2 separate regions of the Homo sapiens genome follow, and region 1 is linked to region 2. Evidence: chromatin loops called from intact Hi-C (ENCODE). Cell type or tissue: A673. All regions are shown on one strand. Links, peaks and the distances in the headings refer to the core of each region. The heading gives the core; the rest is flanking DNA.

The links. Peaks named below come from ENCODE experiments on the same cell type or tissue, not always from the same donor. Only the 100,000 strongest peaks of a DNase experiment are listed, where the experiment ranks them.
Region 1: it touches region 2 in a loop (2.1-fold over the local background); 2 of 110 quality-filtered maps call a loop at or near these places.

Annotation. Positions count from the first base shown.
Region 1 is chr11:27,242,644-27,253,764 of GRCh38, reverse strand. No RefSeq gene overlaps it. Among named protein-coding and RNA genes, the nearest start is that of BBOX1-AS1, 29 kb to the right of the region's middle. RefSeq lists an enhancer at 4,778-5,534 and a silencer at 10,910-11,121. In A673, for the core only: no CTCF peak of the experiment used is centred there; a DNase peak (open chromatin) is centred at 4,434.
Region 2 is chr11:27,179,778-27,190,898 of GRCh38, reverse strand. All of the region lies in intron 2 of BBOX1-AS1 (BBOX1 antisense RNA 1), which reads left to right. Among named protein-coding and RNA genes, the nearest start is that of BBOX1-AS1, 33 kb to the left of the region's middle. In A673, for the core only: a CTCF peak has its summit at 6,769 (motif pointing left); a DNase peak (open chromatin) is centred at 6,738.

The DNA.
Region 1 (11,121 bases), core at 2,930-5,429, 66 kb before region 2:
AGATATGGAGGAGAGAAGCTAACTGGTTTACTCTCAAAAGGCAATGGGGTGAGTGGTTAATAATATGGATTTGAATCCTACCTCTGCTGTGTTTTAGTTTTTCTTCACTTGTAAGTCCTTGTCCATTCTGGGCCCTATTCTGTGCCCTGGGATGCTGATCTCTATGTCCAATGTCACCTGGGATCCCTTGACCTATGACTTCCAGTTGAGTTTGATCTATGAGAAGTACTGACAGAAGATTAGAGGCAGAGAGAAAAGAGAGGTCAGGATATTAATCCCCTTTCTTCTTTCTTGCCAAGCTGTGGTTTTGGCAGTGGCTGGGTTTCTCTATGACCATCTCTCACATGTGTACATGGTTTCAGCTATACTGGTCTCTCTTTTTGTCCCTTCTGGCTGAGAGGTGAGAATGACTCTATTGGGTAGTCCCTGGATCTGCCATGATATTAGTCGGTCTTCATACTGCTATAAAGATTCTACCTGAGACTGGGTAATTTATAAGAAAAGGAGATTTAATTGACTCACAGTTCTGCATGGCTGGGGAGGCCTCAGGAAACTTACAATCATGGTGGAAGAGGAAGCAAGCACCTTCTTCACGGGTGGCAGCAGAGGGAGCGCATGTGAAGGAGGAACTGTCAAACCCTTATAAAACCATCAGATCTCATGAGAACTCACTCACTATCAGGAGAACAGCATGGGGGAAGCTGCTCCCATGATCCAATCACCTCCCATCAGGTCCCTCCCTCGACACATGGGGATTATGGGGATTATAGTTCAAGATGAGATTTGGGTGGGGACAGGGAGCCAATCCATGTCAGTCACTATTAAACATTCTCAGTTCCCCCTTTGAACATGTCTGCCTCCCTGTCTTAGTCTGTTCACAGTGCTAAAACATGTATACCTTAAATGGAGTCTGTTCAAAGTGCTAAAATAAATATACCTTAAACTGGGTGGCTTGTAAAAAAAAAACCAGAAATGTATTTCTTACAGGTATGGAGGCTGGAAAGTCTAAGATCAAGGTGCTGGCAGATTTGTGTCTCGTGAGAGCCTGCTACTTCTTAGAGAGCACCTTCTCACTGTGTCCTCACACAGTAGAGGGGGCAAGTGGTCTTGCTTTGGTTTCTTTTATAAGGGTACTAGTTCCATTCATGAGGGCTTCATCCACATGACCTAATCACCTCCCAAGGGACCCACTTCCTAATACCATTGCCTTGGAAGTTAGGATTTTGATATATAAATTTTGGAGGAACATAAACTTTCAGTCCATTGTACTCCCTGACTGTTGCAGTGAGTGACCTTGAGCAAGTTACTTAACTGTTTTGTGCCTCTGTAGTCTCATCTGCAAAACGAAGTTGATAATAGTGTATACCATATGGGATTGATTGTTGGAGGATTAATTAACATATATAAGGTACTTTGCATGCAATAAGTGTTAGCTACTATTATAAATTCAGTTTCTTATTTAATCCTTAAAACTATAATGTAGGCATTTTCTTATTTTATATATGGGGAAACTAAGACATAATAAAATTTAGATGATAGAGTTGTGATTCAAAAACCAAGTCTGATTTGAAAGTTATTTTTTACCTCATTGTATTAAATGAGATTTCTCCTCTAGTTAAGGGGCAGAGAACAAATGGTAAGATTAATAGCTAGCAAAAAAACTACTGAAATACTCTAGTGATGATGGAGTACGGAATAGATTTGTTTTGAGAGAAACCAATCTCCTCAAAATGACTTTGGACAGTAAAAAGAACATTGATCAATGTCATGCCAATCATGCCATGAAAAATGGCTCTTTCCCCCCTCAAAAAGAGCTTGTCACTTATATTTTTATTTATTTTTTAAGCCAACTGATTTTTTCTTTGGCCTCAGGGGACTTTCCCTTTTAGTATGCTTTTGTGTCCTCAAACATTGATTCTAGAAAAGGACGATTTTCACCTTCCCTATTGCTCACTGGAAAAGTCTGAAATCCTGTGATTAACCAAATAATTATCACTCTCATTTTCCAAGGTAGGGCTTTTGTACTGAAGGTAGAATGGAAAAAGTGAAACTGGAAAGTCTCAGTTTCACATTAAACCTTCCTTTAGAAGGTTTTGTGTTGTTTGAGGGAAGACAAGGAGACAATGCATGTAATCAAGCTTGATTTGTCTAAGTCAGTGATACAGGATCTCCTGAAACCTCTTTGGAAGGAAATAAATTCTTCTTGGCTTCTACAGCATGAAGGAGGCATTATTTTTCAGACTGAAAACAAAATGATGGGCCCCAGACAAAGATAACTTGGGAATCTGTGCATGCCAAGTTCTGTCGAACAGTCTCCCCTAAGGCAGCTGGACCAGAAGGAGGAAGTGTAAAGCAGCTGTGTTAGAAAGGAGATTGGCCAGAGCTGTTAGGAACAATGTTTCTCTACAAGAAGGCACACTGAGGGTAGAAACTGGTAATTAATTACATTCAAATTGAGTAAATGAATATATATTACTTTTATATATATTCATATGTATTATGAATATACATATGTTATTTTTCTTCCTGGGAGATTACATGAAGATTCTCCCAGGAAGAAAAATAATTCACTTGAAAAAAAATAGAGGAAAGATTTGGTGGCATGGGAGAAAAACCAAGCCTAACACATTTGATTTTATGAGGTTTTGGACAGAGGTCATCATTCACTTGACTCTGTATAAAACATATCCAATTCACCAACTTCCTTTCCTTTCCTTTTCCTTTCCCCTTCCCTTTCCCTTTTTCTTTTCCTTTTTCTTCTTCTTTTCCTTTTCCTTTTTTTTTTTTTTTTTAACAGGATCTCACTCTGTTGCCCAGGCTGGAGTGTGGTGGCGCAATCATGGCTCACTGTAGCCCAGACTTCGCGGGCTTAGGTGATCCTCCCACCTCAGCCTCCGAGTAGCTGGGACTGCAGGCGTACACTACCAAACCTAGCTAACTTTCTGTATCTTTTGTAGAGACAAGGTTTCACCATGCTGCCCTGGCTGGTCTCAAACTCCTAGGCTCAAGTGATCTGCCCGCCTAGGTATCCCAAAGTGTTGCGATTACAGGTGTGAGCCACCACGCCCAGCCCTCTTTTCTTTTCATATCCCCGCCAAACCTGGCCAGTGTGTAGTGGTGCCCATGTTAGCACACATAGGGTAATTGTGATAAGAAACAATCTTTGCATCTCAAGACAAGCACAGTAAAGCTTATATTGTGCTCACTTGTAGACCAATACAGAGCAGTAGAATAGATTTCCCAAATTTGTTTCCTTTTATCTTAAAATTTTTTTAAGCCATCCTTTTTTTCCCTCTCCCCAATGACAGGAGCGCTACAATCAGGAACTGTCCTTGTCAGTGTGCCTGTCATCATTATCAGCATCATCACTAACAGGTGGATGAGAGCAACCACCATTTATTGCGTGTTACTTTGTGTCAGTTACCACAGCAAACATTTCACATAGATTGTCTCATTGATCCTTTATAAGGAATGATCATTAAATGGAATATGTCATTGGTTCCTACTTAATAGATTAGGAAACTGAGGCTTAGAATCACATAGCCATTAAAGCAGACCTGGAACGCAGACCCATATTTGTTGAAATCCTAAGTTTATATTCATTACCACTTTTCCATAGTGCCCTAATATGTCTTAAACATGGAACAAAATTGAAAAAGGTAGAAGGTAAATGATCAATTCAATTCACTTTCCACTTAGAATAAAAGGGAGAAAGCACTAGAAGATTTAGTCAATTCTTAGGGGTTGAACCCAGTATCATCATGGTCCCTAACCGCTGCAACCTGAGTTTAGCAACACATACAACTATCTCTTTTCCATATTGACCTAGAAGTGAAACTCAGGCCTTTTTTGGGTTTGCACAAGGCCATACTCACACAAAGCCATGTATGTATTTATTAGATTTTACTGAAATGTTGAGATGTGGTTAGGGGATAGAAGAACAGTTTATATTGCCCAAAAACAAAGAACTGTAAGTTGAACCTCAGGTGCCCCTATCCCCAGGACTTTGTATTGGTTGCTTGGCCCTAGCCTCAGGCCATCTCCTCTCCTGGCCACCTTCCCCTTCTGTCCTGGATGGTTATTCAAACTCTAACTTTTCCTTATTCTATTAAGTAGGATCATTCAGTGTTCTCTCATTTCACACTCTGCTTCATGCCCACCTTTTTGCACATGAATCCATCAAGGTGCCCAACAGAGCAACAGGCGTGTCTGCTTAACAGATTCCACCTTCCTTAGAAGACATTAGAGATTTCCTGTACTACCTTCTCTGGAGCCAGTGCCCTGGAGAGATTGGATCTATTCCTGCAAGGATCTAGCAGAGCCTAAGATCAGCGTTAATGGTAACTCCAGCATCTCACACGTCTCCCGACAGCTCGGATTAAGCAGATTCCCTGGAGACTAATTTGACTGAAGTCTGGGTCTGTGTCTCTACCTCCCACTGACTCTGGGTTAGGCTGGGGTTTCTGGAACCCAGGAGACTGCTTTGGGTTTCTAGGCTCCTTAAAGGGCATTTGGCACCTAGTAAAAGCTGCTCATTAAAGGAAACAGTAGGACTGCTTTCCCTTTAATAGCCTAGCCATGGAAAGCTTGATCCATTTGGGGAGGCTGGAGGTGGAAGACTGCAGAGTTTGAGAGGGTGGGACGAGCCTGTTTGGCAAGGCGATAGCAAGGCTGCAGAGGGAAGACCAGGCCTCTGGAGCCCTGAGGCCTGGTCCTCGGTGGTCAGGAAAAGCCCAGGGAAGGCTCTGTAAAAAATAATGATAGCAGCTAAACGTTCAAGGGCCCAGTTTGGAGCTGCAATTCCAGATTTTACTTTTTTTCTCCTCACTCTTGAGGTTTGGCTCACTGCTATTTCCCCTCCCCTAAGGTCCTGTTGACACATGAGTGTTATGAAGGCTTCCGGAGGGTGGGATGAAGGGCCGCAATGTCACAAAGGAAGGCTAATTGGCTGGAACTTCCCGCTCTGCCCCCTCCAGCTGGCCTGAATCTCTTTGGTTTTTAGTTATTCCTAAAGGGTCTTGGCATTGGTGGCCTGCCTCTCTTTTCAAAATAATTAAAACCAAAGAAATTCAAATGAGAGCCTTTCTCATTGTCAGTGCCGTTTTGCCTTTGTTTGTGAGGTTGGCGGAAGCAGAGTTCTGTTGGGACTTTTGAGTCTCCCTGGCTGGACCTGAACCAGTTAACTCCTCCTGCAGACTATGTCCAGGTTGTGACATCCCCTAAGGAGGAACGGCAAATTCTGGGCAGGCGAGTGGCTCCCAAACTTGTGGCAGATCATAATAATGGGCCGAGGCATTTATTTATTTATTTATTTTAACTTTTCCAGCTAAGCCTGGGCAAAGCCTCATGTTTCTTATTACTAGAACTGTCTCAGCAGCTACCAACAGGAAGCAATGTTGGTGCAGGGGTTGGAGTCTATTTAGTATCCTTGCCCTTGCCCTAAATTGCTCTAAAACTCAGAAGGCATTGCCTTCTTGGTAGGGGCTGGGCCACGGTTAATTGTGTCAATTTTAGGTTTGTTTCCAAATCCAAAAGAACCTCCTTTCTATGCCTTCAGGCTTCTTGTGCCTTCCTTCTTCTCTCTCCCATCTGCCTCCACTCTTCTTCTTCAAAATGCATCATTATAGCTTCTGAGGGGAGGCTCTCTGCTTTCTAAGATGCCTGCTACTGAGAATCCCAGTATTAGTGATGCAAAGTTTCACCCAGTCCAATTAAGGCACCCCCAGCCCAAAAGTTATACCACTTACAGACAAACTTTCGGGTTCGACCCTCAGCTAAAATGAAAAATATGTTACCTAGAAGGAATTGAGCCCATGACGGCGTTTCTGTAATGTTGAGTGAGTAGAGCAGAGTGATTTAGATTCAATGTACTAGGACCTGACACAGCTGGACTTAAATTGCAGCTGGACCACTTCCTTGCTGGATGACCTTCAGGAAGTTAATTAAACTTCTTTGAACATCTGCTTCCTAATCAGTGAAATGGAGAAAATAATAAAATCTTATCTTTTGTTGTGTTTTGAGGATAAAGTAAATTCATATCTCTAAGGCACTTGGCACATTTTGGCAAATTCTGGGCATGCGTGAGGCCCCTTTCTTCCTCAAACTTGTGGCAGACAATATTAATGAACAAAGCACTTAATAAAGTTGTGCTGATTTTATCCTCTACTTATTAACTACTTGAGAAAGAGGTGAAATTTGTTGTCCAAGGTCACATAGCTAATAAGACAGATTTAAGCTTTGGTTCTGTCTGCTGGATTTCAAAGACCATGTTCTTAAACACCTTGATGCTTCACGTTTGACCTTAAATAAGCTACTATGATTTTTAGCTTCCTGGAGGGAGAATGAGTTTCCTCACCAGTAAAATACAAATAATAAGCTCAATTTCATTGAGTTATTGTAAGGATTAAATGCATCATTGCTTGTAGAGTAGTGCTTGGTTAGAAACACATGCTATTGCATATTTATCATCATCATCAGTGTTATTGTTTTTATCTGAGTTCACTCCCTCTTCCCTATCATCTAGCACCGTAGTTGGCACATACCAGGTGTTCAGTATATGAGTAGCTCTTTTGAAGCAATATATGGCATTATTACTTCAGTAAGAGAGGCGGAATGAATGACTGTCAGGACTGCGTACTCTGGCTGACCTTCCAGTATCCTCATAAATAATTCCAGGAAATCTCTTTCTGGCTACCTAGGGAAAACCCTGGAGAAGAAGCTTAGCCAAGCAAGGATCAGAAGCTCTTCCCACTCCCAACAGAATCCCTGCTTTTTGTGACTATTCAGTAGAGGTTGGCCTTCTGAAGAGTCAGTGGATAAAAATTGAAGGAGAACTCATTAACTGTTGTGTCCCTATCTTTAACAGCCAATGCCTGGGATAGACAACTCATTTTGAGATTGTTAAGAGAGGTGTATTTTGTCAATAAGAGTTCTAAGAAAAGCAGAATTCCTTGAGCTTTTGCTTGAACTGTGCCCAGACAAATGCTAATACAGGATGTATTATCTGGATTCTTATACTTCCCCATCCCCATTAGCGGATCGCTATGATTCAGGCAGTCTTCCTTAAGCTCTGAGTGATCATTTCCTTCTTAAAAACATGTTAATTTCAGTGATGCCAACTTTATATTTCCAATGGGCAAATGACAGTGGTATTCCTTGCTTCTAGTCTGCACGTATCTGTTATTCTTCATGGTTCACCTATTTTTTTTTAATCAACTTTTTTCTAGATTACATTTTTTAGGGTAGTTTTAGATTCAGAGCAAACTTGAGAGGGAGGTACAGAGATTTGCTCCCACATATGCATCACCTCCTTCATTATCAACATTGCCCTCCAGAGTGGTACAACTGTTACAATTAATGAACTTAAAATGACACATCATAATCAACCATAGTTTACTTAGGGAAAGTTTACTTAGGGTCCATTCTTGGTGTTGTACATTTCATGGATTTGGACAAATGTATTGTGATGGTTAATACTGACTGTCAACTTGATTGGATTGAAGTATGCAAAGTATTGACCCTGGGTGTGTCTGTGAGGGTGTTGCCAAAGAAGACTAACATTTGAGTCAGTGGGCTAGGAAAGGCAGACCCACCCTTAATCTGGGTGGGCACCATCTAATCAGCTGCCAGTGTAGCTAGAATATAAAGCAGGCAGAAAAACGTGAAAAGAGTAGACTGGCTGAGCCTCCCAGCCTACATCTTTCTCCCGTGCTGGATGCTTCCTGCCCTCGAACATCAGACTCCAAGTTCTTCAGCTTTGGGACTTGGACTGGCTTCCTCGTTCCTCAGCTTGCAGACGGCCAATGTGGGACCTTGTGATTGTGTGAGTTAATAGTCCTTAATAAACTCCCCTTTATATATATATCTATCCTATTAGTTCTGTATATGTATATGATGACATGTACCCTCTGTGCTTGGCCTGTTTATTACTCTTCCCTCTCAGCCTCTGTCTTTTTACTGTCACCATATTTTTGCCCTTTCTAGAATGTTATGTAGTTGGAATCATATAATATGTAGACAAAATTTTTCTTGAAACTTTTAATTTCCAAATAATTGTAGATTTACAGAAAAGTTGGAAAGAGAGTGCTGACAGTTTCTGTATACTTTCGTGGTACATTTGTCAAAACTAAGAAATTGGTTTTGGTACAATACTATTAACTAAACTACAGGCTTTATTTGAATTTCATTAGTTTTTCCACTAGTATCTTTTTTGTTCTGTGGTCCAATCCAGAATATCACAGTTTCTGAGTTTTTCTTAGGTTTTCATGGCACTGACAAGATACTTTGCAGAAAGTATCTCTATTTGTTTTTTTAATGCACTTATTTATTTAAATAAATTTTTTAGTAGTTTTTGATTTACAAAAACTGCAAAAATAGAACAGAGAATTCCATACACCCCACATCAATTTTTCCTTATTCCTAACATTATCTTATATTATTGTGGAATATTTGTCACAATTAGTAAACCAATATTGATACATTATTATTAACTAAACTCTATAGTTTATAAATATTTTCTTATTTTTTTTTTTTTTACCTAATGCACTTTTTCTGTTCCAGAATCCCACCTAGGCTACCAAATGTAATGTACATTTAGTTGTCATATCTCCTTAGGCTCCTGTGGTCTGTGACAGTTTCTTAAGCTTTCCTTATTTTTGATGACCTTGACAGTTTTGAGGAGTACTAGACAGGTATTTAGTAGAATGTCCCTTAATTGAGATTCATCTTATGTTTTTCTCATGATAAGACTGGGGTTATGGTTGTTTGGTAGGAAGACAACAGAGGTAAAGTGCCACTCTTGTTACATCATATGAAAGGTAAATATTATCATTATTTATCACTGTTGATGTTGACCATGTGCCCTGGCTGAAGTAATTATTCTTCATATTTCTCCACTGTAATGTCACTCCTCCCTCTCTCATCTTTCTTATCCTGTAATCTTTATAAAAATGTCATTTAAGGACTGAGGAGTCATGTTCCACCTCCTTGAGGGCAGAGTATCTAAATATATTATTTGGAATTCTTTCACATGTAATATTTGTGTTATCACTCCTGCTTATTTATTGATTGATCATTTATTTATATCTAAATAGACTCATTGATATTAATTTTATAACTCAAGACTACTTTAATTATTCTGTTGCTCAAATTGTTCTAACTTTGGTCACTGGGAGCTCCGTCACTTGGCTCCTGTAGGTCCATCATTTTGTATTTAGTTTTTTCACTCCTTGTTTTCTGGTACTACAAGATGATTCAAACTCATCTTGTGTAATTCTTGCCCCAATTCTGAAATCAGCCATTTCTCTATGAAGCTCTGGCTCTTTTTATTAGAGACTGGTATTAGAAACCAAGATCTGGGTGCTAAGAGTGCCCATTGCTATTGGGGTGTTATTTTTCTAGCCCCCTCAGCTGAGTGAGCAAGGAAATATATGTGTGTATACTAACCTATGTATCAATTAATATTCCTATTGTTAACATCTATATCTGTATTGTGCCAAACAGGAATTTGTCTCAATTTCTCTGGTTCTAAATACAAAAATTATTGAGGCATGGTGGCATGCATCTGTAATCCCAGCTACTCAGGAGGCTGAGGCAGGAGGATCACTTGTGCCTGGGAGGTGGAGGTTGCAATGAGCCAAGATTGCACCACTGCACTCCAGGTTGGGCACAGAGTGAGATTCCGTCTCCAAAAAAGAAAAGAAAAAAAAAAGATTATCTGTTCCATGGGAAGGAAATTATTTCCGTCTCTACTGGACAAAAATGTTCCAGGAGAGCTTTAAAATAGCTTATATAATAAAGACCAGTACTGTACTGGGAAAATATTCCATAATTGCTTTTCAAGTTTCAGATACTTTCTGATACTGAGTTGATAAAAAAAAATGAAGTGTAGGTGTCTAACAAAAATACATAATTGGGAATAGGACAAAAATTGGCAAAGAGATAACATTAAGAGAGGAAAGGGCTAGCCAGAGCCCCTTACTAATTAAACCAAGGTCATGGGTCTACCTGCTATAAGCCAGAGAAAAGACAGCTCTCTGATGTTCCCCACTGTGATGTGTCTGGCTAAGCTCATTTTCAATATATATCACTTGAAAAGGTGATAAGTTTGTGTTAATGGTGATAGAATAACAAATCCCCACCAAACTGCCTGTCACTAGAGCTGGTATTCCCAATCTTTTGAAACACACACATTCAAGAGCTGGGGGACTAAGAACACAAAGAGAGCTCTTTAGGCTAGAACAGGGCTCAGAGCAGAACAGAATTAGAAGGTCAACCATGGAAAAGTCAGAAACTTGCTCCTGCTTCTAGCTTGCTTTGACTTTTTTTGGTTAATCTCCCTATCATGTTTTTGCATTTTAGGTAGAGGTCCTTTTGAAATGTGTAACCTTTGTTCCTTCATCTGCATTGCAGCAGCAGAGAAAAGGGCACATTAAATCTCCATAGGTGGCATTGGAATTATCATGAAAGAAATCCTAGGAAGGGAGGAAAATATCAGAGGCCAAAAGTTGAGGTTACTTTTGTGGCTGGGTCGTCCCAAGAGCTGCCCTTCCTAGGAGCACATCTCTGCCCTGGTTTTACAAGGAAAACTTTATAATTGGTTCTTTTAAGGGGTGATTCCCTGACTGTGTCTTTATATAGAGCTGGAGTTGAGATCCTTTTTGCCTGAATCATGATCTGTCAGTCAAGAAGCAGGCTGTAGGATCTTTCCCCCATATATTAATACTATTAATAGAAAACAGCTTTGTTTGTTTGTTTGAAAGGGTGTTGGAAACAGAATCCCTTCACTGGTCTCAAATTCAGGCAGTGTTCTCTATTGACAAGTGTTCTCTCTTGAACCATTTTCATTTTCCCAGTGAGGTCACCACTTGCCTCCCTGGGAGGCCTCCCACATAGGGGAACATCACACCATCTTTCTCAGCCCTGGTGATCCTATCTGGCTGCCCTGGCAAGTGTCCTGAGCCTGAGACATGGTAAGAGCAGATATGGCTCCTCCTTGTCTCACCCACAAAGATGTGAATCTCAGCACTTTGAGTGATGGTTTTGTGGTTTGCACATGGTGAGAAGTGCTTATGGCAGCAAAGGAGCATTGTTTCATTCGAGGGTGCTTCATAAAACACAAAT
Region 2 (11,121 bases), core at 5,569-8,068:
TTATGGATATGTTAAGCAGATATCCCAGCTCAGGCATGCAATAAGTAGTTGGAGGTATCGATTAGGAAGTCAAAGCAACTATCTTGAAGAGAGTCATTGGCATATGGGTAGTCTTTGAAGCCTTGGGAATGAGGAAGAGCCTTATGGTTAAAATGTCAAGTGAGAAGAAAAATGGATGCACAGCTGTGCTTTGATTATTCCAATATTTAGCGATTTACTGGAGGAGGTGAAGCCAATAAATGAAACGGAAAGAAAGCTACCAAGGAGGAAACCAAAGGAAGGATACTTTGAAAAGGAGGGAATGAGGCCGGGTGCGGTGGCTCAGGCCTGTAATCCCAGCACTTTGGGAGGCTGAGGTGGGTGAATCACGAGCTTAGGAGTTCGAGACCAGCCTGGCCAACATGGTGAAACCCCGTATCTACTAAAAATACAAAAAATTAAGCTGGGCGTGGTGGCAGGTGCCTGTAATCCCAGCTACTCAGGAGGCTGAGGCAGGAGAATCGCTTGAACCTGGCAGGTGGAGGTTGCAGTGAACTGAGACTGCACCACTGCACTCCAGCCTGGGCAACAGAGCAAGACTCCATCTTAAAAAAAAAAAAAAAGAAAAAAAGAAAAGAAAAGGAGGGAGTGGTCAGTTACATCAGTTGAGATCAAGTAAGACGAGGGTTACATTATAAGGTTAAATATGCACTTACTAGGGAAAGTTATATGCCTTGGGTAGTCACAAAATTAAAGATGTGAAAAAGTCTCAGGACATATATTGGGCAAATAGTAAGGATTGACTGTTAGTTTATAGAATATAAAAGCCGTTTAAAACACTTCTCAACCTAGCCAGGTTATTGGTGTGGTGGGGGTAGCACTTGGGACAAAGTTAGGACTCCTTTTCCAGTTGAGATTACCTAATGGACAACTCACACAGAACACAAAGTTCTTATCAAAGTGCTTCGTAAGTAAGGAGGGAGAGAATTCAGGGAACATGCTCTTTGGAAAATCTAGAGCCGTGTGGACAGGGTAGAGTATATTGGTATATTGCCTTTATGGTCACAGCAGAGTTATCAGGCACCTTTTTCTTTTCATTTTTTTTTCCTGATGTTTAGCTCCTCTTTTTTTTTTTTTTTTTAATTTCAATAGGTTTTTGGGGAACAGGTGGTGTTTGGTTACATAGATAAGTTCTTTAGTGGTGATTTCTGAGATTTTGGTGCACTCATCACCTGACGGTCACAGCAGAGTTATCAGGTACCTTTTTCATCTTCATTAACAGTATCTTTTGAGAGAAGATCCAGGAGGGGGATCTTGAGGGCACCAAATATCATATTAGGCTTTAAAGACTAGATCTTGCTTTTGGGGTCCTGACTAGGGACTGGGGTTCTTTTTGGGAGTGAGGGAAGGAGACTGTTATCTTCTAATCTGTTAGCATCAAGATTTCCCTTCAGGTGAATTTGAAAAAAACTGATCTGGGCCCGGCGAGGTGGCTCATGCCTGTAATCCTGGCACTTTGGGAGGCAGAGGCGGGTGGATCACCTGAAGTCAGGAATTCAAGACAAGCCTGACCAACATGGAGAAACCCTGCCTCCACTAAAAATACAAAATTAGCCAGGCGTGGTGGCACATGCCTGTAATCCCAGCTACTCAGGAGGCTGAGGTAGAAAGCAGGAGAATCACTTGAATCCAGGTGGTGGAGGTTGTGGTGAGCCGAGATCATGCCGTTGCACTGTAGCCTGGGCAAAAGAGCAAAACTCCATCTTAAAGAAAAAATGAAAGAAATAAAGAAAATAAACTGATCAAACCTGTTTGCCAAATATACGTTTCTTTTGAGATTGAAAAAAAAGAAAAGAAAAGAAAAGAAAAACCTTGAAGACCAAAATAGAACAGGAGTTTATATCCAAAGGAGATTAACAGATTTCTGGCAATCACTGCAGAGAACTAGAAGGACACACATGCACAGTTAGGGAGACAGAGAACAGGACGCAGATCACAGAGAGAAGTTCGCAGCACTGGAACTGGAGAATGAGATTTTGTGGGGAAGAGATCACACGCTGGAATTCTTCCATGAGAGTAGTTTTATTTATGGAGGACCAACGTTTTTCTAATTAGGTCCCAGACCCTTCCCAGTATCCTACAAATCAGGAAAATAATGCACTTGGAAAAGAAAAGAGTTAAGGACATGGATGGTTTTATTTGCAGTGTAGGGGCATTTGAGTTTCTTTGAATTCCTCAAGTCAGTCCAGGGTGAAGTTAATGTCTCTTTTAGGGGATAGCAGTATAAGTACCAAGGAGAACACTCTCACTGAAGGATAAAAACATTAAGAAAATGCAGCCTTTGTGAACGTCCCTGCTAGGTCTGGTTGGGCTCTAGTGCTGCCATTAATGCCAAGATAACAACATTAAGTTCATTCATTAGTTCAACAATATTTACTGAGTATCTATCATGTGCTAGGCATTGTGCTGAATGCTGGAGGCACAGATTGAAACAAAGCAGACAGAGTCCTTGACCTCCTGGTACTTAGATCCTAGAGGTAAACACAGACAATAAACGGGTAAACAAAAAAGCAATTAATAATGTAATTTCAGATAGTAATAAGGAATGGGAAGAAAACAAACACAAGCACAAAGAGTGCCGGATAGAGAATGCCTTGGGGTGGGGTTGGGAATTGGTAGAGTTTTACTGGTGATCAAGAAAGGCTTTTCTGAGAAGATAACCTTTGTACTGAGATAAGAAGGAGCCAGCCATATACAGATCTGGAGAGGGAAGCTATCAGGCTTACAAAGCTGCAACTGCAAAGACTGTTGAGTTTGAGAAATGAAAAGAGTCCATGTGGCTGGAGCTTAGTGCGAAGGAGAAGAGTAGACAACATGTTTGGAGAAATATTCAGGGAATAGACAGATTAGGGACTTGAGGGCCAATGATCAAGGTTTGAATTTTGTTCTAAGTCAAATAGAAAGCCCTTGGAGGGTTTGAGTAAAAGAGTGTTGCGGTGCAGGGTAAAAGAACACACTGAAGAGAATGAGGAGAATAGATTGAAGGACACAAAGAGTGGATATGGGGATTGGTTAGGAATCTATTACAATAGTGGTCCAGGCAAGGACAAAATGACAGGGGCACAGGCTAAAGGCGTTGCAATTTAGTATCTGAGCTGGGGGAAAACTAAGAGTTTTCAACATAGGTTGCATGAAGCCCTAGGTTTTGGAGGAAGTGCATCAGGACTGGCCAAGGCAGCAGATAACTGAATAGGTGGAGCCACCGACTTGCACTTAGGGTTGCCTCAGGGTCAGAGCTAATCACAGGGGATCTGCTAACTGGGGGCTTCAAGTGAGTGGGATTGCAGTGCTTTCAGTGGTGTGCTGGTAAATGTTTAACAGCAGGCACTAGGAGGAGGGAGAAGGCTGGATTTGTGGTGTTTGCCAATTAAACACTGCAAATGATCCCACAGTTGTTGATTTCAAGCTGCCAAGGTGATGCGAAGTGGGGAGGGGGTACATAAAATTGACTCCTTAGAACCTGTGCTACTGACCCCAGCCCACCACTGAGCACCTTCCTCACATCGATTGCTGGCTCTGGCTACTGCACTAAACTTTGAGAACTGGGCTGCTGAAGCCATAGCAGGGAGTAGAGTGGAACCAGACTCAGTTGTAACACTCTCCTCTACAGTCACAGGACATGTGGAGAGGTGGGCCTTTCTCCTTACAAGTAGGCAGCTACCTCCTATTCTTTCTGGAGTGAGTGTGGGTGGGACCTTTTTAAATCAGCCCCCACTGCCTCTATTTGTGCCTGCAGTTCTACCATTAGTAAATACTTCTTTCCTTTTCTTTCTGAAGTTCTTTAAGAAATTGAGAGCTCATGGGTTGGGTGCAGTAAGTTCCCAGCATTTTGATGTGAGCCTGTTTGGCACACTGGAGAGAGATCTTAAGCTGAACAGGCATAGGTAGGAGCTAAGGAACTCAGATAGTCTGGGGTCAGTGTGCTCATTCCTCACAATCTGCTCATTTAGTGAGGCCTCCAAAAGAATAGGGGAGGAGGCCAATTAGATTCTTCTTCCCCTGAAGTCCTTGGGTAAAGCCTGTGGTTAAAAGACTTTGTCCTAGTGAATGAGCCTAGAAAATTGACTTAGACAAAGGGAGGTGCAGGACAGTTCTGAAAGATTCTATTCTACCTTACTTACATCATAGCCCAAATCAATTCCAGATGGCATTAATGTGAAAGGCAAAACCTTAAACATTTTAGAAGAAAATATAGAAGAATAACCATATGACCCAGAGGTAGGAAATGATTTATTAAATGAGACTCATAAAGTACTTGATGTAAAATAGATAAATTCAACCACATCAAAATTAGAATTAATTTCTGTTCTCAAAAGGCACAATTAAAAAAAGATGAACCTCAAATTCCTCAAATTGGGAGAAGATATTTGTGATATAATTAATTAATTGTGATTAATATACAAAATATTTTTAAAAATCCAGAAATCTATACAAACAATGCAAACAAACATAGTTAAAAGAGAAATGGGAAAATTACATGAACAGGCAAATCACAGAAGAGGAAACATAAATAGCCAACAGTCATATAAAAGATGCTCATCTCATTAGTAGTAGATACTATATTCCACCCATTTTATTCCAACTAGATTGGCCAATATATATATTTTTAAAAGCTAACAGTACCAAGTGTTGGATAAAATATGGAGCGATGAGATTTACATACTCCTTGTTGGTGTAGAAATTGGTACATTTTGGCAAGCAATGTGATACTATCTTGTAAATTTGAAGTTGGCACACTTATAACTCAGAAATTTCAACCCATGTGTATCCTCCAGAGCTGGGTTTCTCAGACTCCGCACTGCTGACATTTTGATCCAGATCATTCTTTGTTGTGCAGGGCTGTTCTTGGCTGGTTAACGGCATCCTTGGCCGCTAGCTTCTAGCCAGAGGAAGCCCTTTGTCCCCATTTCTCTCCAGGGGTCCCTCTGGTTGTGATGATCAAAAATGTGTCTGGGTATTGTCAAATGTCCCTGAAGAGGGAAAATTGCTCTGATGAAGAACCACTGCTCTAGAGAAACTGTTGCACATGGGTGCCAGGAAATATTAAAAAAAACATAGCAAAATTCTTAACAATTAAAAAACCCTGGAAACCATTCACATATTGATCAACAGTAGAATGGATACATAAATTATGGAATATTTACACAATGAAATACTATTATAGATGAATGAGCTACAACTTTGGAAATCTTTGAAATATAATTTTAAGTGAAAAATGAAACTACAAAAGAATGCAAGCTTCATGATTGCATTTGTATAACATCTAAAAATGAGTGAAACAAAAAAATGCAATGTCTAAAGATATGTATGCATGTATTAAAGCTTGAAAGAGAAACTAAGGGAATGAAGAAAGCAAAATTTAAGAGAGTGGATACCTCCTGGCAGGGAGGTAGGGAGTGGGGTCAAGGAAGCACACATGTGTAGTTCCTATTTTTTTAAATTAAGGGGTGGATCATTTGTGTTTATTTTATTTTTACACTTTATTTCTTTGTGTGCTACACACATTCTTTTATACATAACAACAATTTTATTAGAAAAAAGTTAAAAAGGGAGAAGGAATTACAAAATATTTGTAGAAAGAGAAACAAATTGGTCCAAAATGTGTCAGGACTACTTAGCTGAGGTGAGAGAATCACCCGTGGCTTTGAGAACAGAAACACAGGAGTGTTCCTTGTCTGTTGACCCTGTACCCTGAACCGAGCAGCCTCAGGGTTACAATGCTTTGAAAATTCACCTCTTGTCCTTTAGCTGAATGACCTTGACCACTTCCTTTTTCTTCTCTGGGCCTTAGTTTCCCAATCTGAAAAAAAGAGAAAAATAGTGGGTCCTGGATTAGAGGTCAGGGTTAGTAAATGCATGCATATCCTACTGCATCGTATGCTCCTGGCAGACATGAATGATTCATTGCAACACACATTCTTTCTTAATTGGGAAGAGGCATCCCAATTGATTTCAACATAGAACTTCAGGTAGTCACATGTAGCAAAAGAGAGTAAGTCTGTGTTCCTAAAACTTGATCTCTGAAGGCCCTTCAAGAATTTTCCCTTCTCACCCCTCAATTTTATATTTAGTCACCCTAATTATTTTGGGAGTTCTTTAAATGAAGGAACTATGTCTCACTTCCATTGTACCACCCATTTCCATTTCTCAAGGCTAATGGACAATAAGTTTCAGTAAAAAATGGCTGTCTGGAAAGCACCTTCTCTTCTACCTTTTGCACCATTCACATCCCAGATCAAGAATGAAGCGAATCTGCCAGAGCCCATTAAATGGATCCTTGCTGTTTATGTACTAACCCCATTCAGTATGCCAGGGCCGTATTAAAGAGGCCCAGGCCCTGCTTTCTGCTGGAGGTTTGCGAAAAAGAAAAGAGAACTTGGAGAAGCCATGTGCAGGAGTGAGGAGAAGAGATGGGCTCACAATCTCCTAAGAGTTCCTCTTTAAAAAAGTTAAGAGAGGATGTGGCATGAAGGGCTGTTTAGGGATAATATTATGGAGAAATAAAGGTAGTAGAATTGGCATCAGAAAGATTAAGCACACTTCTCTCTGTTGAGTTTTCTAACTCACATCGTCTCTGCAGGCTGTACCTCCTTACCTATTAACTCTGTCAAAGGAAGGAGGTGGTTTCTTTGATTCTTTGATTCCAATTCAATGGACTGAAATTGAAGTTGTGTGCAAGAGAGCTAAAACCTAGAAGGCCATTTTACAAACAAGTACTGCACGCCCTCCAGTGGCAGAAAACCAATAAGTCAAGTGGTAATTAACTCAATTTTTGCCTCAACTAATTTTTGGAAGTATTATAATTTTTTTCTTTTGCTCTCAACTGGATATTCAGGATTTCGAAAACAGCTTGGACGCTTCACAGGAGTGTTATAGAATTTTATCAATTCACAAAATGTCAGAGCTGAAATTAATAAAAAAAACTATCCAATTTTTATTATACCTAAGAAGAAACGAAAGTTCAGAGAGGTATAGGGAGAAGGCTGATACTATGACCTCTGTCCTTTGGCTCAAATTCAGTGTTTGCTTCATTCTCTTGGCTTCTCTATAGCAGTGTTTTTTTTTATTTTTTTTTATTTTTTATTTTTTTTAGATAAAGTCTCACTCTGTCGCCCAGGCTGGAGTGCAATGGCATGATCTTGACTCATTGCAACCTCCACCTCCCAGGTTCAAGTAATTCTCCCACCTCAGCCTCCCAAGTAGCTGGGACTACAGGAGGGTGCCACCATGGCCTGCTAGTTTTTTGTATTTTTAAAGTAGAGACGGGGTTTCACCATGTTGGCCAGGCTGGTGTTGAACTCCTGACGTCAAGTGATCCACCCACTTCGGCCTCCCAAAGTGCTGGGATTACAGGCGTGAGCCACCATGCCCAGCCTGTTTTTGAACATGAGCATGGCACCATGTTGGCCATTGCTGGGGGAATAACGATAACGGTAGCCAAATACTGAGTCTTACTCTGCGCTGGGTACTATTCTAAGAGCTCCGTGTTGATTATCTTATTAGTCCTCACAACAAGTCTACGAGATAAGATTATGATTCTTATTTTATAAATGCAGAAACTGAGGCTCAAAGTAGTAAGAAGGGAATTACCAAAAGAAGTGGATGATACGTCCCTGCCCTCAAGTCATTTAGGCTATTTTTGCGTTTTACCACATTTGTTAATTTTATTTTTCAATTAGGCTTCTGACAGACTGGTCAGAAAGACAAGCTTGCTTATCTTAGCTGGAAGGAAAGATATATCTGTTATTGACTGTGGCTAGTTTGTCTAGAACACACAGAGTTTTGGAGATAGGACAGTAAGACCCCAGAAAGGATGTGAGTTTTCTTGGTGGATTTCTCTGTAATGCCGCTGGATGGGACTAACATCAGTCCTCCACGTTCCATCTCACATGACCACTCTTATAAGCAGCGCCTGCCCTCTACAGTGCTCTATCTAATGGGCATATTTAGGCTCAGGAGGAACTTATGTTTGAACAATGAGTGATCTCTGCTATGGGTGAGGAATGGGGGTGATTGGCATATGACACATATTTGCCATAATTGCTCTAAACAACACATACTTGCCATAATTGCTTTAAATGAATTAAATAATACAAAGCCTACACATCTCTCAGTGTTGTCTACAGACACAGAAGGGCATCACCTAGTTATTATACTCAGGTCCCATCTCAGATCCACTGAATGAGAATCTTCATCCTAACCAAAGCCCCAAGGATTTTATGTGCTTATTAAAGTTAGAAAAGAGCCACTGTAAAACTTTTTTTTTTTTTTTTAATAAATCTAGTGACATATCAGAGGTCAAGGCTGGACTTCTGCTGCATGTAATTGAACAATGTGATTATTTTTGCATTTTATCACTTTTGTTAATTTTATTTTTAAATTATCGTATAGTGAAATGGACTTTTTTGCTGTACAGTTCTATGAATTTTAAGACATGTGTGGATTTGTGTGACCACCATCACAATTAGGATGCACTACAGTTCAGTAAGCCCCCAAACTCTCTTGTGCTATTCCTCAGTAGGCACACCTGCTTCCACCCTTAATCACTGCTGACCACTGATCATTCTCTGCTATTGTAATTTTGTCTTTTTTACAATGTCATTATAAATGGAACCATACACTGTGCAACCTTTTGAGACTGGCTTTTTTCATTCAGCATAATAACTTTCATAACTAGGTTTTAATTTCTTTCTTTTTCTTTTTTCTTTCTTTCTTTCTTTCTTTCTTTCTTTCTTTCTTTCTTTCTCTCTCTCTTTCTTTCTTTTTCTCTCTATTTCTTTCTTTTTCTTTCCTTCTTTCTCTCTCTTTCTCTTTTCTTTCTTTCTTTCCCAGCTATAAAGATAATACTGTAGAGTAAATTATGTGACTCCATCCAAAAATGCTGATTTCACTGACATAAATGTTGAGTCTAGATGATCCTAGGAATATATCAATATATTCCCTCCAGGGTATCTATGCTCATTTAGGGGTGACAGTGTATATGGAGTTTACTTCCTAGGCACACTCAATCTGTTGTCACTTGGTATTTGCTGTACTTCATAAAATGCTCATTCATATTCTTCTTATTAGGCTAACATTTGTTTTATTTCTCTTTTTTAAAATGACATTTTTAGTCTGAGCCCGGTGGCTCACGCCTGTAATCCCAGCACTTTGAGAGGTCAAGGCGGGGGGATCACCTGAGGTCAGGAGTTTGATACCAGTCTGGCCAACATGGCAAAACCCCGTCTCTACTAAAAATACAAAAATTAGCTGGGCATAGTGGCAGGCACCTGTAATCCCAGCTACTCAGAAAGCTGAGGCAGGATAATTGCTTGAACCCAGGAGGCGGAGGTTGCAGTAAGCAGAGACTGAGCCTCTGCACTTCAGCCTGGGAGACAGAGCAAGATTCCATCAAAATAAAATATAAAATAAAATATAGAATAGAATAGAATAGAATAGAATAGAATAGAAAAAATAAAATAAAATACATAAAATTTTTAAAGGATGTATTCCTTACCTGTCTTTGTAAATCATGTTTTGGATGGAAAACTTAAATACATACATACCCCAATCCACCAGACATTATACAATGGGATAAAATTTAACATTCTTTTTTTTTTAAGTTTTGAAACAAATAGCTTTATAGAAATCTTTCTAAGAAGGAAAACAACAAACAGAATGTTTAAAATTCTGCCCTAGAATATAATCTTCATTATCATAGCCATCCTTTATGTTTATAAATCAGTTTCCCCTCCATCCTCTGTTTGAAATCAAGAGTCCTGAAAAGGGAAGGAGCCCAATTATTTTTAGTGTTATTGTGCAGATGAGAAATGTAAAAACCAAAGGGGAGAGGAGTAGTCAAAGGTTACACAGATGGTTGGTGATAGAGCCAGAATTAGAATGCAAAACTTTGGGTTCAATTCTGCTCACTAAGCCTCTGGTATTGCAAAAAATTTTTTTCTATTAGATAATCACAAAGACTTTGTTAGATCTTTGTTTTAAAAGACAGGAATAGTCTCTTATGAAAAACAAAGACTGTCTAATCATGGTACTTTTTTTTTTATATAACCTCATGAATATTTTGATAGTAATCCTTTTCTGTTCTTTTTGTTTGATTCTGGTCCCACAGAGCAGTGGGGTTTGAGGATACCACTCATTTGCCATCACAACCACACAAGTAGACACTTTTGTTTCCAGAGAGTAAAACTGTAAAAGACTGAATTCATTTCCTAGTTCCCTATTCCCCTGCTTCCCATTTTAGAGCCTTCCAAAAATAAAGTCTACTACAAAGCAGGACTTATTAGAAAATAAGACAGGATTCTCTTCTCCCTTGGAATTGCCATGGGATCTGGTAGTCACTTCTTTATGCCCTTGGGATCAGGTTTATGGGAAAATTTTACAATGCAGGGGATAAGTAATATTTCAATGGAAGTGGTTATGATTTTAGTTCATATCTTCACAGACATTTTGTTTGGGATTTTATCTGAAATGTGCTGCACATTGGCAATTTGGAAACCATTATCTTCAAAATCATGGAAACAAAAGCTGAGAGCCTCTTTAAAGCTGACTGGGTCTTAGTAATGGAGGAAGGCAATGCTTAGCCCTGGTGCATAAAAATTGCTTTATGTTCTCTTAACCACCTTTTCACCCATCCCCGGGACATACCCTGCACTGCCTCCAATCAAGAACAGTGCCTAAGCTGGGCATGGTGGCTCACATCTATAATCCCAGCACTTTGGGAGGCTGAGGCATAGGGATCACCTGAGGTCAGGAATTTGAGACCAGCCTGGCCAACATGGTGAAACCCTGTCTCTACTAAAAGTACAAAAATTAGCCGGGTCTGGTGGTGCACGCCTGTAATGCCAGCTATTCGGGAGGCTGAGGCAGGATAATCGCTTGAACCCGGGAGGTGGAGGTTGCAGTGAGCCGAGATGCACCACTGCCCTCCAGCTTGGGTGACAGAGCAAGACTCTGTCTCAAAAACAACAACAACAACAACAATAAACAGTGCCCAGTTGTCATATGGCTCTCCTGCAGGGATGACCCGCAGCCACCCCATGCTGCAGAAGCCTACTCAGGGTAAGTAATAGGCCCAAAATGAAT